Linked DNA regions of Homo sapiens: regions 2, 3 and 4 are each linked to region 1. A link is a contact called in ENCODE Hi-C or POLR2A ChIA-PET data. All regions are on one chromosome and are shown on one strand. Each heading gives the region's core, a stretch centred on a gene start or an enhancer-like site at or near the end of the contact. The rest is flanking DNA. Distances are from core to core; before and after follow the strand shown.

What was found. Hi-C counts contacts between places; a loop is a spot of excess contacts on that map. ChIA-PET counts read pairs that join two places held with the same protein, here RNA polymerase II (POLR2A). Pooled maps may share reads with other maps.
Region 2: a map of CD4-positive, alpha-beta T cell shows a loop between it and region 1 (2.5-fold over the local background). The contact joins the enhancer-like site here to the promoter of PLCL2 in region 1. A Hi-C loop is called at or near these places in 5 of 168 maps with a recorded cell type or tissue (CD4-positive, alpha-beta T cell, CD8-positive, alpha-beta T cell, GM12878 and 2 more), 2 of 37 single-sample maps with no recorded cell type and 13 of 50 pooled maps. POLR2A ChIA-PET finds 5 or more read pairs at or near these places in 1 of 52 experiments (activated naive CD4-positive, alpha-beta T cell).
Region 3: a map of CD8-positive, alpha-beta T cell shows a loop between it and region 1 (2.3-fold over the local background). The contact joins the enhancer-like site here to the promoter of PLCL2 in region 1. A Hi-C loop is called at or near these places in 3 of 168 maps with a recorded cell type or tissue (CD8-positive, alpha-beta T cell, naive thymus-derived CD4-positive, alpha-beta T cell and natural killer cell), 1 of 37 single-sample maps with no recorded cell type and 9 of 50 pooled maps. POLR2A ChIA-PET finds 5 or more read pairs at or near these places in 1 of 52 experiments (T-cell).
Region 4: a pooled map shows a loop between it and region 1 (4-fold over the local background). The contact joins the enhancer-like site here to the promoter of PLCL2 in region 1. A Hi-C loop is called at or near these places in 4 of 37 single-sample maps with no recorded cell type and 4 of 50 pooled maps.

Annotation. Positions count from the first base shown.
Region 1 is chr3:16,882,989-16,886,881 of GRCh38, reverse strand. PLCL2 (phospholipase C like 2) reads right to left here and starts at 1,927. Exons shown (of 6, transcript NM_001144382.2): 1 at 1,516-1,927. The coding sequence starts at 1,842. It overlaps LOC105376972 (a long non-coding RNA gene), which reads left to right and starts at 2,540. Exons shown (of 3, transcript XR_002959616.2): 1 at 2,540-3,037; 2 at 3,312-3,476; 3 at 3,618-3,893. RefSeq lists enhancers at 1,077-1,576, 1,577-2,072, 3,075-3,783 and silencers at 1,565-1,894, 2,105-2,774.
Region 2 is chr3:16,288,723-16,292,615 of GRCh38, reverse strand. All of the region lies in intron 5 of OXNAD1 (oxidoreductase NAD binding domain containing 1), which reads right to left. Among named protein-coding and RNA genes, the nearest start is that of OXNAD1, 25 kb to the right of the region's middle. Within about 2 kb of position 1,820, at least 7 of the 41 ENCODE cell types and tissues checked have a DNase peak (open chromatin) inside an H3K27ac peak, as active enhancers do; they include CD4-positive, alpha-beta T cell, CD8-positive, alpha-beta T cell, GM12878 and 1 more, where a contact is called at or near this core.
Region 3 is chr3:16,310,806-16,314,698 of GRCh38, reverse strand. It overlaps a transcript of OXNAD1 not described here. Among named protein-coding and RNA genes, the nearest start is that of OXNAD1, 48 kb to the right of the region's middle. Within about 2 kb of position 2,643, at least 12 of the 41 ENCODE cell types and tissues checked have a DNase peak (open chromatin) inside an H3K27ac peak, as active enhancers do; they include CD8-positive, alpha-beta T cell and natural killer cell, where a contact is called at or near this core.
Region 4 is chr3:17,397,079-17,400,971 of GRCh38, reverse strand. The region is part of intron 8 of TBC1D5 (TBC1 domain family member 5); the gene reads left to right. Among named protein-coding and RNA genes, the nearest start is that of TBC1D5, 340 kb to the left of the region's middle. Within about 2 kb of position 1,796, at least 3 of the 41 ENCODE cell types and tissues checked have a DNase peak (open chromatin) inside an H3K27ac peak, as active enhancers do.

The sequences.
Region 1 (3,893 bases), core at 678-3,177:
CAAATTTTATTAACACCACAATGCAAAATCACCACAAATATTTTATGACAAATAAAAACAGAAATGTCACCTAACTCTGTCAATAGGATTGATTATCATGCACAGTTGAAAGCAACTTCCATGGAAACATAAGCTACAGAGTAAAAGAAAACGTAAGTCACTAAAAGCTATGTATGCAGCAAAAAGACACTTTACTTTCCTTAGTTTATCTCTACGTGTGTGCTGCAGGTAGTTAATACACTTCATCTCCAAACCCTTCAAATTGTGTCCTTGCCCAGACATAAACTGCGCAAACAGATGACAAAGGGAAATGCAGTTTCACAATTGCCTCTTACATAGAGTAGCAAGATGGTATATTTCACTAGATTACTGCATAAGTTGATAACACCATCAGACATTTTCACAGTACTTGGAAGATTTCTGTAGGTCCAATAAAATTTCAGATACCACCACTGCCAACTCTCTTTACTGTGGCACGTTCTGCCCTCCCACCAGTTATCAGCCACAGGAAGGGTGGGTGCAGCCTGTCAATTTGCTTTGCTGCTCCCTGTCCTGATAACTCCTTGATTTTCAGAAAGCAATGTTTTCATTTGCTCCAAACTTGAGCGAGCCGAATGAGCTGGTCTTGCCTAAGGCTCTGCTCTTCTTAGCTCATCAACTATTTTTTTTTGCACTTCATGTCATGAAAAATATTTTTACATTGCGAACCAAAATGTAACATTAGAATGAAACTAACACAAACTCGGGAGTTCCTAATATTACTTCTTGAGTTTAAAATGCTCAAAACAATCGCTGGCTTTCTTCCGCTAACACTGTGCAAGCAAAACCAAGCAAACTGCCCAAAAGAACTTCCACAGTACTCGAGGCCTGCCTACTGCAGCAAGGAAAAAGATTAAATCGTGTGGAACTGTAATCTCTGAGCTTTTGAGCCTAAGAAAGCGGAAATCTGCATTTATGTTCAGAAATCTACTCTATTTTTCTTTGTGACTGAGTGACCGGATATTAGGAGATTTTGCACCCTCGAAGTGTAAACATTTGTAAGAGCCAACTAACTGTATACGGATCAGAAGAACCCTATTAAATAATCTCTGTTCACCCTCTGTTCGCCGCCTGGGATTTTTAAGAAAATGTTCTCACATTTCACATAATCCCTATCTGTGTTTAAGATACAATAGAAATCTTACAGGGAGTCTGTTAACCAGACTAGGCTACACATAAGAGTATGCCCTACCCCGGCAGGTACAAGGCCCTAATGCCAGACCAATCCTGGAAGAGGTGACAGCCCCAAGTTCAACTGAGGATGTCTGAGCACAGCTCCCCCTGCACATTAGGGATCACCTCTCCATTCTTTCCACATGCCATTTGCATCCAATCCCCGCTCAACCACCCCAAGCACCCATGCTCCAGTGGTTCCTGTTAGCAGTGGGCTTCCTCCTTCCACCACCACTCCCCCAGGGAGAAAATAGAATCCAAGGACGGCTGAGGGTGGGCGATGAGCGCCCTTCTCCCACCTACCTTGATGATGCTGCTCCGGCGGGGCAGGCCGCCCGGCTTGCTCTCCCGGGGGAGGGTACAGACGACCGCGCTGGGGGTCGGGGCGAGCGCAACGCCGCGGGGTCCCCTGGTAGGGCTAGCCCGGGCTTCGTCCCCGGACACGCCGAGGCTGCAGTCTCCGTTGGAAACCCCGCCGCTGTCATAGCGCGCCCGCCCGTGGCCGAGGCGACCTCCCCCGCCACCGCCTTCCCCCACTCCGGCTTTCAGGGCGCCCTTGGCGCCGAGGGCCGGGCCCGGGGAGGTGGGCAGGGCCCCGCCGGCGGCGCCCCCCCGGCCGCACTCCGCCATGGGCGCCCCGCGACCCGCCTGCACAAAGCCGCGTCCTCGCGTCCCCGCGTCCCCGCCGCCGCCTCGGGCCGCCGCGCGCGGCCCCTCCTCCTCTCCTCCCGCCGCCGCCTCGGCCGCTTCTTCCGCTTTTTTTTTTTTTTAATTTAGATGTGATGTTTGTTTCGAGCTCTCGCCTTGCGCACGGTTAAAGTCGCGGCGGCAGAATTATCGGAAGATTCCTGCAGGGGAAAGAAGAGAGAGACGAGTCAGCTCCGGCGCCGGCGGAGCCCCGGCTCTCGGCACCTGGGGAAGGAAAACACGCCCCAACACACGCGCCTCTGCGGGCGCCAAAAATAACCCGCGCGGGCCGGGCGCCCACCCCGGGGCAACCCGCGCCCACCTCAGGGGCCCCAGGCACCCACCCCGAGGTAACGGGGCGCCCACGTCAGGGGCTCGGGGCGCGCTTCCCCGGGGCTCAGAGCAACTGGGGTCGGAGCACCCGCCACGCAGGAAAAGGCGCCCACCTCCGGCGAAGGGCGAGGGGAAGTGGCGGCCGCCCCGACACTCTCTGGACACGCGGAGGCGGCTCCCGAGGATCTCCCGGCCCCGGGCGGGCGGGGGGCGACGCGTGGGTCTCTCCGGACCCTAACTCCCCAGAGGCTGCCGCGTGCCGAGCTCTGTCACGTCCCCTCAGAGCCCCGTTAAGGCCCGCGGCGCCGAGAGGAAGCCCACGGCGGGCAGGGGCGGCCGGGTATGACAATCGCCGTGCGGCCCCGGGGCAGCTCCCGGAGGGGGCAGCCCAGACCCACCCCACCCGCCGGCTGCTGTCTCCTCCCGAGCTCGGCGCTGCCCCCTACAGGCCGCGTGGTCCCTCCTCGGTCGCCCCCTGACCCACCATGAGCCGCCTAGCTCCCTGTCGAGATTGCCGCCGTCGCGGCTGCTGTCACCGAGGCCGGGTCATCGGGCCGCGGGGACCTCAAAGCCGAGTGGACGGGAGCCCCAAGTCATTGCCTATCCTTCGCCTCCCCAGAGCTGCTGCAACTGTCAGTCACCCACCCGGAACCCCGAGGGGCAACTACCAAGTAGGCCTCGGGGCCCGGAACAAGGGTCCCGGGGCTCAGGATCTCGGCCGCTGCGCCTCACTCCTGCCCCAGCCCCGCGCACGGAACTCGTTTCCTTCCCACCCAGTTCGGGACACTCCTCTCTGACTTCCCCAGTAGGTCAGACTCATTTCATACACTGGGACCAATTCCTTTCCCTTGGGCTCCTGATTGATTCAACTAGTTGGAAGGATGCTGAGGCAGGGGTGAAGGCTGGGGTGGCTGGCAGGCTATGAGGGGCAGAGGACATCAGCAGAGCCTATTTCGTGCCCTCTGAGTCTCCACACACAGATTTATCATTGAGACCTTCCCGATTCCCCTACCAGGGATGCCGGCTGGCCCTGCCGGCCTGCGGGGCCCAGCCTAAGTCAGGCTCATCTTTTGGGACAGGATCTCACTTGCAGCGCTACAGCCAGTCCCTCTTCTGGTTCTCACGCACCCACTTAAGGCGGAGTGACTGGCCTAAAAGTCCAAGCTGATCGTGTGGCTTCCGTTCGTAAATATCTCCCCTGGATCTCCCTCCCTGGAGCCAGACAAGACTCAAAACTCCGAAGGGTGAGACCCCAGACCTTCCACCGCCACCCCACGCCCCAGGCCTGGGCCCACCCACCTCTCCATCCCAGGCTCCGTGGGCTCCAGCTTCCTACCCTCTCTGGCACCCCAGCCCTTCCCCAACTCGTGTGCTTTCATTTCCAGGAATGCAGTCCCCGCAGGGCGCAAAGGAGAAACTAATAGTCCAGAGGCGGGGTGAACTTAAAGACCTGGCTTTCATTAGCGTGGTGTTGTAACAGACTGCCAAGGAGCCTCTGAGGAAATGGATTTACGTACATATACATACTCGCCCTTGCCCCTGAAGCAACATCAAATACTTTCATGTTATTCTTGGGGGCGTTTTAATTCTTCCGATCCTCTGAATTCGTGTTTTTGTACATCTCTTTCCAACCTGGGCCTACACACTAACAGAAATAGTTT
Region 2 (3,893 bases), core at 571-3,070, 590 kb after region 1:
TTCATGGCAATGGCTTCTTAGATATGACCCCAAACCAAAAGGGTTGGAAAAAAAATAGAGAAACAGATTTCATCAAAATTTAAAACTCTGTGCTACAAATGTTATCATCAAGAAAGTCAGGGCCAGGCACAGTGGCTCATGCCTATACAAATCCCAGCACTTTGGGAGGCCGAGGTGGGTGGATCACCTGAGGTCAGGAGTTCGAGACCAGCTTGGCCAACATGGTAAAACCCCGTATCTACTAAAAATAAAAAAATTAGCTGGGCATGGTGGCAGATGCACCTGTAGTCCCAGCTACTTGGGAGGCTGAGGTAGGAGAATCACTCGAACCCAGGAGCAGAGGTAGCACTGAATCGAGATCGTGCCACTGCGCTCCAGCCTGGGCGACAGAGTGAGACTCCATTTCAAAAAAAAAAAAAAAAAGTTAAGAAGACAATCTACATAATGGGAAAAATATTTTTAAATAATATATCTATTAATATTAAGGTTCTTGTATTCAGATTATATAAAGAACTCTTACAACTCAGTAATAAAGAGACAACCAAATAAAAAACTGACAAAATACTTTAAATTAATATTTCTTCAAAGAAGACATATAAATGGCTAATAAGCACATGAAGAGATGTTCAACATCAATAGTCATTAGGGCAATGTAAGTCAAAATCATAATGAGCTGGCAGTTCACACCCACGTGGATGGCTATAATCAAAGAGACAAACAATAGTGTTAGGGTCTGGAGAAATTGGAACATTTATACATTGCTGGTGGGAATGTAAAATGGCACAGCCACTCTAGAAAACAATTTAATAGTGCCTGAAAATGTTAGTTAGTTAGCATATGACCCAACAATTCCATGCCTAGGTTTAGACCTAAGACAGGTGAAACTGTATGTTCACTCAAAAACTTGTACATGAATGTTCATGGCAGCATTATTCACAATAGCCCCAAAGTGGAAACAATGTAAATGTCCATCAGCTAATGAAGATATAAACAAAATGTGGCATATCCATACAATGGAATGAAGTACTGATACAGGCTACAACATAGATGAACCCTGAAATCATGTTAAGTGAAAGAAGCCAATCACAAAAAGACCACACACTGTATTGTATGATTCTGCTGGTATAAAATGTCTATAAGAGACAAATCCATAGAGACAAAATAGATTAGTGGTCATCTAAGCCGGGCAGGAGGATAGGGAATGAATAAGAATCATTACAGAGTTTCTTTCTGGGATAAAAATGTTCTAAATGTGATTGTGCTGATAGCTGCACAACTCTGTTAATATACTAAAACCTCTGAATTGTACACTTTAAATGTTTGAATTTTATATGAATATATCTCAACATAACAGTCTTTTTAAGTTTTAAAAAGTATGAAAAAAGGGTCAAGAAAAGCAACAAAAACTCTCCCACTAGTATTTGACAGACTTAATAGGCCGATATGGCCTCTGAGTTACACAAGTCTTAACGTTTCCTTCTTTTCTTCTAACCACATCCTGTAGTCTAGAACTCCTGGGTTTCAAGCTTTCAATAATTCTATGCCACAGAAACCCTTTTTTGGTGAGGATTCTAGGAAATGCAATAAACCTAGTCACATACCAAGAAAAATGTATTGGAACACAGAACCACAAAAAATTCTCATCCCCATATCTGGGAAACATAAACATCCAATCTAGGTGTTTCACAGCCATCACAAGAGCAAAAAGTATCATCCTTCCCCAGTTGCTTACCTACATACAGGCCTAAAAGAAAAGCAAAAGATGTTCTCTAATCTGATCTATGACCTTAAAAAAATATTCTCCTGCAGTCTATGGCCTTACATTTCCAGTCATTTATTATAAGTGTTTAAAAACCAGTTCTGGATTGGAAGTGCTCCAGAAAAGGTCTTTGGCCAACTTTAACCTATTTTCACTTGACTCTTTTCCATGAGTACTTTAACTTTCTTTTCATTTCTGACAAGATAAAAATTTAAAAGACTATCGTTAGCATTTGTTAACACAGTTGCTATATGCTATCACAGAGGAGGTATACAAAAATCTCCATTATTTCCATGTTTAAAAAATAAATACATTAATAAGCTACTTTTGCTGCTTCATCTCCTGAACTACAGTGCCCTCTGCTGCTCAATGCTGATGAAGGCCATTCTCTCAGTTGAATGAAAGGGAACCAACCCTCTTCTCTAGTAACTCTGGAAAGCTACCTTTGGAAAAAAAGGACTCCTTCATTAAAAAATACAGAAGAATTTAAGTTACATAAAAACTTCATCTGAATGGATTTAAGAAAATATGCACAATACATATTTCATAAAACATCTGTCCAAGAAAGAATTATACCTTAAACACACACCTTTAAAAATGTCCTTTGCAGGATGAGCACTCTTGGAGCCATGAGTTAAAGCCCTTACTATATACCCAATGAGTGAGTGTATGCAGAAGGAGCCTAGGTGCGCGGTGAAGCAGTGGATGTCCACATCCAACCATGACACACCAGGCAGCCAGGTCCTGTCCACAAAGGGAGCCCCAGTGCCAAGCACACAGCAGCTATACTATGAGATCCCAGAACTCTTTAGTCCTTGCCTACAGTTCTCAGAGCCCCTCACTCATTCACTTAATGCAAACATCTAAGAGAGCACCTGCCTACCATATACAGGCACTGTGGTACTTGCTGGAGGTACAAAGATGCACATATGTCTTAGTTGCTGCCCTCAATGAACCCACTCTAAGAGGAGGAAAATTAACAAATACATACAATTAAATGGGCAATGATAAAATCTGCTTAGCGTAGCGAGGCAAGGCAGAGGAAGGAGGAGTCAATTCTACCAGGAGTACAGGAATTAAGAAAGACTTCACAGAAGAGATGCCCTTTAAACAGTCTTAAAAGACACACAATGCTTACCAGATGAGTAATGGGGGAGGACACAGTTTGAAAAAGATGCCAAGGAATACAGTGCTATGTTATGTGCAGTCCTGTGAGAATCAGGGCTGCCACACATGCTTGTGTAGGTTGCAAGGATATTATCTATCTACAGTGTGGCAGCCCTGCTCAAGGGTAGGTATAAAGTCTTATTTCTCTAATCTTGCTCCTCCAGTGTTTCTTCTTGGTGTCCTCTTTCTCTCAGCAGGGCTCAAAGTTGCTTTCTAGCATCTAAACTTATGTTATCTTGTAGAAAGTCAGACACACTAGGACCAGGAATTCCCTCCACTCTGTGAAAATGCTTTGGCCTTACTTCCCCTCAGGAGGCAAGCTATACCCAGCCAAGTGTGGATTGAGTACTGACTGGGGCATCAGTGGTGACATGGTGGTGATAAGCCCCCACTCCTGCCTGGCCTGCCACTCTTCCAATCAACAGCTTCAGTGCAGGGAAACTGACCAAGGAGATAAGAATTGGAATCTGTCCCCTGGGCCTTATCAGCACATATGATCTAACTGAATGAAATACTTATTAGCAATAACAAAAGCTAAAATCAAACAAATGAAGTTAACAGTAGGCATTATGCTAAACACTTTAAATATCCCAAAACGTAGGAATACTACTGCTCCCTCTTTGAAGATATGAGAACTGAAGCCCAGACAAATAAGGAAACTGACCACATCACAGAGCTGGCTGGTAGAAAGCAAGCATGTGAGCTGAGCAGTCTCCAGGGCACTAGGCGACAATACACTGCTACCCACAGTAGCATAACCAATGCCAGAGGCAGGCAGTGAGCACCACAGCCAAATGTGAATCTAGAAACTCAGGGCAGCTGCACACTGTGTGAGGACCAGTGGTGGCATGCTCCAGACCCAAGAGTGAGTGCCAAGCTTTCCACCCCAAGGGAGGAGGAATTCTGGTCAAGGGCAGGCCTCACCAAGGAGCTAGCAAGTGGTAGGCCTACTAGTAAGATGAACCAA
Region 3 (3,893 bases), core at 1,394-3,893, 570 kb after region 1:
ATAATTTGAATTCCTCAAGAGAGTTTGGCCCTAGTGTCAGGCTAACAGTTCCTAAAGGTCTTGTTTTTTCTCCCTTGCTTCTCTACACCCTGCTGATTCTGGCAAAAATCAGTCTACAGTGGAGGGTGTTAAGTTAGCAGCAGCTTGAAATCACTGAGGAAGCTATACAAAATCCTGATGCCGGGGCTCGCCTGCAGAGCTTGTGAATGAATGATCTGGGGAGTGGCGTGGGCATCAGGATTTTTAAAAGCTCCCAGAGGACTCTAGGTGCAGCCAAAGTTGAATACCACTGGCCACAGGGTCTCTGTCAGTTGAAACACAGCTTGTGAAATAAAATGCTTTCTACAAGTGGTAAATAATAAAGGCCCTAAAATCCATTCTCAACATCCTGCATGTACATTTCAAGTGGAGGCATTTCTGAAGGAAATGTTAAGTTCCCTGTGATTGCCAATAGGGTAAAAAGCCATCATTTGCACTGACCAGGTCCCACGGACAGTAAAAGCCACAAAGACATACAGGGTTTGGCATGAGGAAGCTTGTGCACTTGGCAGTTAAGTCTGTGAGGCTGCAGCTGTCACAGTGGGTTTGCAGGGGAGTCCTGCAAACCCACTGTGATCAGGTGGTTATCAGGTGATTGAAATGTGGCATTCCTACGATGTTGTGGCTGAATCCAGATTCTTTCACTGGGAAGCTGTTTTCAACTACTTCACCTGCAGAGGCTCAGGAGAGGGTAGTGGGTGAAGTTTAGCACCACTGGCAGGGCAATGATGGGAGGAAGAAGAATTCTTATCTAATCTGCTTAAAGAAAGGCAGGTGCATTGCTCTGAAGTGCATATAGCCACAAGGTCAAAATACTGACACATGGAAAGCCTGAGGAAATCTATGTTAATGAAGTAGTAACACTGTTTTGGGCTTGGTGTAGTGGAAAAGCCCAGCTGGGCTTTGGAATCAGACAGAGCTGGTGAGGATGCTAACTAGACCCAGTCTACATGTGTAACCTCCTCAGTTTCTTCACAGCTCTGAGCATCAATCGCCTCAAGTGTGAAATGGGGTGAAATGGCACCCACCTCTTTGGATTTTTGTGAGGATTAATAAGATGTGAATAAAGTGCTTGGTCCATGGTAAGTACTCTGTGGGTAGCAGTTAATCACATGCTGATAGGTAATCAATGTGGCAGATACTGTTAGTGCCCACCCAATATCCATGGAAGTATATCCTCTACTCCCCAGCTTCTCTTGCAGTTTGGGGCCATGAGACTGGTTCTGGCAATGAGACAGGAGCAGGTCTGATAAAAGCTTCAGGGACTCCCAGCCCATCATCTCCAACACCCTCAGCACAGTTCAAGATGGACCATGAGGCTGGGTGTGGTGGCTCACGCCTATAGTCCCAGCACTTTGGGAGGCTGAGACAGAAGGATCGCTTGAGCTCAGGAGTTCGAGACCAGCCTGGGCAACATAGCAAGAACTTGCCTCTGCAAAAAAAAAAAAAAAAAATCCGCTGGGTGTGGTGGTACATGTACCAGCTACTTGGGAGGCTAAAGTGAGAGAATTGCTTGAGCCCAGGAGGTCGAGGGTGCAGTGAGCTGTGGGCACACCACTGCACTCCAGCCTGGACAATAGAACAAGACCCTGTCAAAAAAAAAAAAAAGATGGATCTTGACATGGGCGTTAAATAAACCTTTGCTAAGGTGAGCCACTGAGATTTTGAGATTTATTGGCTACTGAAGCGTAGTATATCCCATCTTAACAGAAATACTGTAATAATATTTATAAAGTCTTAAATTATTTATCAATGGTTTATAAGTAACAAAAAGGTAAACATTAGTCAAATGCCTGTCAGATTTTTTCAGATCTCCAGGTTGACCATGCTTCACTAGAGTTGCTGATGCTTGATGGGAGCAGCTTCCAAAAACATTAGCAGGAGGTATTCTAATTTATTTCTTATGAAGCACATTTTATCAGTACTCTAAACATATTCATCATGGCCCTCTCTAAACCACAAAATCGTTCAGGAATAGCTCTCAGGTGTAGACAGTGCTTATTAGTAGGAATAGGTTGACCCCAAACTCACGACTCGTGCAACCCACTCTAGCTGAGCTCCTAGCTGGCATAGGGGCACTGTGCTGCAGGGAGCACACAGTCTGGGCTCTGTCCTGCTAGGGCTCACAGCAGCCTAAGATTGAAGATCAAGTCCTGAAAGGACTGGCAAGACGGGAAGGGTGAGGATGACTGGTGTGTGTGGCCAGGAGAAGCTCGGCACTGACTCCCAGTTGTTGCCACAGATCTTGTTTCCAAGAGCCCTGCTGGAAGTGCTGGAGGCCAACTGCGTGAGTAGTGCAGGGTGGGCCCCTGGTGATTAGTGCTCTGCCTGCACTATGACCCGCCAAAACCACTGATGCAGCTTCCCAGGAGAGGCTGGGTTTCCTGTACCTGGCTCCTAGAGTTTTGAACAGGGAAGTGTGTGGACATGAGATCTAAGGACAAGACCCAATGAGCCTTTGGCTAGGTTTCTGAGGCAGCTGTTGCCAGAGAAGGAAGCAAAGTGATGTTCACCACAGGTTCCTGTTGATAACAATCGTTTCAGTGGCTAGACTAAGAAAATGAACCCTGGCTGCAGATGAATGGCTCTCTGAACCTGGCTGGTGCTTGCTTCCCCAGCCCTTGCACAACAGCGGCATGTCCCTCCAGCAGAGGAAGCCAGGCTACGGGAGAGACCTGTGCATTTATGTGGGGATGAGGGGATCAAATGATTTGTTAAACAGATACACATTTTAAAATTCCTACACAACTGTGCTAGGTGCTGAGAAGACAGCAATGCAGAAGGGCCTCGTGAACCATGGTAAGGATTCTGGTCCTTGTTGTAAGGCTTAATAGGAGGCCACTGATGACATCAGATTTGCATTTTTTTAAAACGTCTTTCTGGCTGCTGAATGAGGAAAATGCAGGGATCCCAGAGATGCTGCAGAGGCTAGTGCTTTAGTCTAGGTGGGGGCTGCTGGCTTGAATCTTAGCAAAGAAGGGGATAGATTTGAGAGTTATTCAGAAGCAAAAGTGACTGGATTTTGCAAATGATTGGGGAATGAGGGAGGTATTGAAGCTACCAACCCTGTCCTTATCAAAGGCATTTCCTCAGAGTAATAAATACTCCAGTGATATTGCCTGGAACTTTTCCAGAACCTCTTGCATGGATTAGTTTTCAGAGTTTGACACATTCAACATTAGACAAAGTCACTAAAAGTGAAGTCTTTATACCTTTCTTAACACCCAAAGAGGCCAGGTCAAGAGTTCAAGACCAGCCTGGCCAACATGGTGAAACCCTGTCTCTATTAAAAATACAAAAATTAGGCGTGGTGGCATGTGCCTGTAATCCCCAGCTACTCGGGAAGCTGAGGCAGGACAATCACTTGAACCCGGGAGGCAGATAGTTGCAGTGAGCTGAGATCATGCCACTGCACTCCAGCCTAGGTGACAGAGCAAGACTCCGTTTGAAAAAAATATATAAAATATATAATATTTTTAAAAAAAGACCCAAAGAACTACATCTTTCTTTTTGGGAGGGAGGGAGGGAGTTGTGTGGCAACAGAAAGCAGCAGCTCTTGGGGAGGTGCCATGGTATGCATGTGGGAGTACAAAGGGAACCAACTGTCTTGGTTCTGACGGGCAGAGTGGGAATTCTCCCAGATGATTTTTTTTTTTTTTTTTTTTTTTGGAGACTGAGTTTCGCTCTTGTTGCCCAGGCTGGAGTGCAATGGCACAATTTCGGCTCACCACAACCTCCACCTCCCAGGTTCAAGCAATTCTCTTGCCTCAGCCTGCCGAGTAGCTGGGATTACAGGCATGCACCACCACGCCCGGCTAATTTTTACATTATTAGTAAAGACAGTGTTTCTCCAT
Region 4 (3,893 bases), core at 547-3,046, 510 kb before region 1:
AAGGAAGCCAGTCCGAGTCCCAACACCTTAAAAGTAGGGAAGCCGACAGTGCAGCCTTCAGTCTATGGCTGAAGGCCCCAAGAGCCCCTGGCAAACTGCTGGTGTAAGTCCAAGAGTCCAAAACCTGAAGAACTTGGAGTCTGATGTTCGAGGGCAGGAAGCATCCACCGTGGGAGAAAGATGAAGGCTGGAAGATTCAGCAAGCCTGCTCTTTCCACCTTCTTCTGCCTGCTTTATTCTAGCCACACTGGCAGCTGATTAGATGGTGCCCATCCAGAGTGAGGATGGGGCTGCCTCTCTGAGTCCACTGACTCAAATTTTAATCTCCTTTGGCAACACCCTCACAGACACACCCAGGAACAATACTTTGCATCCCTCAGTCCAATCAAGTTGACACTCAATATTAACCATCACAGGAGGGTTCCATATCTTATTCTCTTGAAGACTCTCCCATGGCTCTCTCCACATTTAGATTAAGTCTCCTTGTCATTTCTATATAAATTTTCTGGCAAATACTTAGCTTGTGAGGTAAGGCGGTTAGTCTTATTTTAAGTCCACCAAATTATTTAATTGTAAAAGCTGAATAGCTTGTATAAATTTAGTTTACATCTTTATAAGGTACTATATGATCTAAAATATATGATTTTCATTTCAGTCTATGAGGAATTTCCTAATAATATAAAAGAAGTACAGCCCAGATAAGGTTATAAAGTGTTACTTGTTTTCTAGCTTTGTGATAAGAATTTTTGAAAAAATGTATATTTATGGAGCATCGCTATGTTCCATAATTGCCCTTTGCACTGTGGGGGACAGAGTGGAGTGGTGAATAACACAGATAGGATGCTGCCATCACAGGTTGTATATTTTAGTGTGGTGTCGGGGAGAGTGGTGAGACAGTAAGCATGTATAGATAAAGAGAATAATTACAGAGGGTGATCATTTTTCTGAAGAAATAAGGCAGAGTAACTAGATAGCTAGAAGGAGAGTAGCCAGTGGGATGGCTACTTTAGGAATAGTGATTGGAGAAGACATCTTTGAGAAGATGACATTTGAGCTGAGATGTGAAAAAATTTAAAGGCCAGACATCTGAAGAACTAGGGCAAGAACATGTAGACAGAGGGAGTAGCTAGGGCAAGGTTAGTTTCTCAATGAAAATGAGCTCAGTGTTTAGAGGAGCAAAAAGAAGTCAGTTCGGCTAGAGCAAGTGCTTTAGAGAAGGAAATCTGAGAGGAGAGCAAAGGCCAGGACAGTCTTGTAGACCACAGTAAAAAGTAAAGATTTATTCTGATTGCAATAGGAAGCTTTTGGAGGACATTGAGCAGTGGCATGATACCTACAAAGATAATTATGGCTGCTGTGCAGTGGGGCAAAGGTGGATGTAAGAATGGAAGCTGGAAAAGCAACTAGGAGTCTATTGGAGTATTTCAAGTTAGGTAATGTTAGCGATTTATTAGACTAAAAATGTAGTAATAAAGACAGGAGTAGGTAGATGGGTTGGGGATATGTATTTTATGTTTCAAAATACAAATTAGGGGATCATTATGTGTAGTTTTCTCACATTCATAAGTTTCTGTTCCGTTTTTACTGCTCTGTTTCAGATCCTTTTTACCTCCTGCCCACAGTCACTTACTTGTTTAATTGTTTTCTTGGGATCTAGTGTTTTTCCACTTCCAGTCCATTCCATGTGTTAACAGCCTAATCACTCTACTCAAAGCAGATTTATAATCACTCTATTTGCCTAATCCAGAACTTTCTATGACTCCCTGTGCCCTGAAGAAGAATGGACTTACTCAGTTTCTCTAATACATACCCAGTTCCCTTTTAGACAAGTGCTTCTGGCATTATTCAATGAACAGGTTTTGTGCTTTCCATTTTCAATGTTTTGGAATCTTTCATGCTCTCCTCTGCTGGAATGCTGCTTCCCTCTGCTTCCTGTTAGATTCCTAACAGCTAACCATTCAAGGCCTGAGTTCATCACCCAAGTTTATGAAACATTTTCCAGTCTTGGCAATTGGAAATCATTTGTGCCTAGTCTGTGTTCTATAGAATTTTCTTAATAACTTTTTAATATTATTTAATTTTGTTTGGTCTTTTATTTATTTAGGTCCATCTGTCAGTGTATTCAATACATTTATATTGATCTCCTTAGTGTACCAGGCACTAGAGATGCCAAGATAAATGTGATATGGACCCTTAAGAAGCTTACAGAGAAAACAGGAAAAAAAAATTACAATGCAGGATTATTGGTGTCATTAAGAGAAGCAGTATGTACAAGAGCTCTTGTGTTAGCCCAGATCTTACCTTTCAAACCTAGTAGTAAACCCTTTGAAGGCATGGACCTAGTCTTGTTTTTGTCTCACTGGTTATCACCAAGTTGATGCTTAATAAATGATCATTGATTGTGAATCTTATCACTGATGATCAGTGTTGTTCAATTTTAGTAATTATCTCAAACATCTTTAAATTTTCACAGACATAAGCACACTTCAAAAAATAATATTATCAACTTTCTAGTATGAGTTTAAACAAGATAATTTGATTTCATGAGCTGTGATTCTGCCATCATTATTTAATTTATTTGATCTGGATACGTCACTGTATTAAATATTATCTTCCTCTTCAGCCAATTTTAATATTCCTTTATGTCACCCTTTTTTGCCTCAAAGCGTTTTGCAATCATTTCAATTAATTGTTCTTTATCTTAACCTAATGAGGTTGTTACTATTCCCATTTTTATTACTGAAAAAACTGATAATCAAAAGGTAAATCAAGGAATTTCCATTTACAGCATTCTAATTTAGAACTTGAATTGTCTATTCTGAACAAATGTTGCCATGTTTCAAAAGCTGTAACATTAAAAGAAATTCAGTATTATTTAAAATGGTGGAAATAGTGAGTTCACGATAAAATATCATTTCCATATTAGATGCCAAAGAAGTATGTTATTTGGTCTATCAAGGTCTATTCTAAAAATATATATGCAGCATCTATAACATCATTTGCAGATTAACATATTTATAAGCTATTGCCAAATAGTCTCATCTTTTCTTCAAATGTGTTTTCCCTCTCTTGAATTAAATGATTAAATTTCTTTAACTGACTTTTATAATTGTAACTTTGACCATATTTAAAAGTTTATCTGATTGCCTATTGATATGCTGTTATCATCTTCAATATTTGATCTTTTGTATTTCTAGTTATTGTAGTTAACATTTTAGGTAGCTCATTCATAATTTAATTATTCTTTTTCTTACTTGTATCTCCATGGTGAGTTTTTAAAGATGCAGCTTTCTTGGGCCAGGTGTGTTGGCTCATGCCTTCAATCCCAGCACTCTGGGAGGCCAAGGCAGGAGGATCACTTGAGCCCAGGAATTTGAGACCAGCCTGGGCAACATGGCAAAACCGTCTCCACAGAAAACACAGAAATTAGCCATTAGCCAGACATGGTGGCACACACCTGTAGTCCCATCTACTTGGCAGGCTGCAGTTGGGGGATCTCTTGATCCCAGGAGGTTGAGACTGCAGTAAGCTGTGGTCATGCCAGTGCACTCCAGCCTGGGTAAAAGAGTGAGATCCTGTCTTAAAAAAAAGTAACTTTCTCATCTTAATGTTTCCTTTTGTTTATAGTGTATATGTATGCCATGCTTCAAACATAATCTATTTAAGCAAATTTTGTCTTCTCAGTTTTTTAAGTCTTATAATTTGATATTTTGCAAGCAAACTTTGTCTCCTCAATTAAAACACACCTTATTTGATATTTTCTGGATTCATTAATAATTGCTTGCAAGAGAAAAGGAGCAGGTAGGGAAGTAAAAAAAAATTCTTTAAATTCTTTTTTAAAAATTATAGATATGTGCTGTACTGTTTGGTAGATACCAGGCATATGTGGCTGT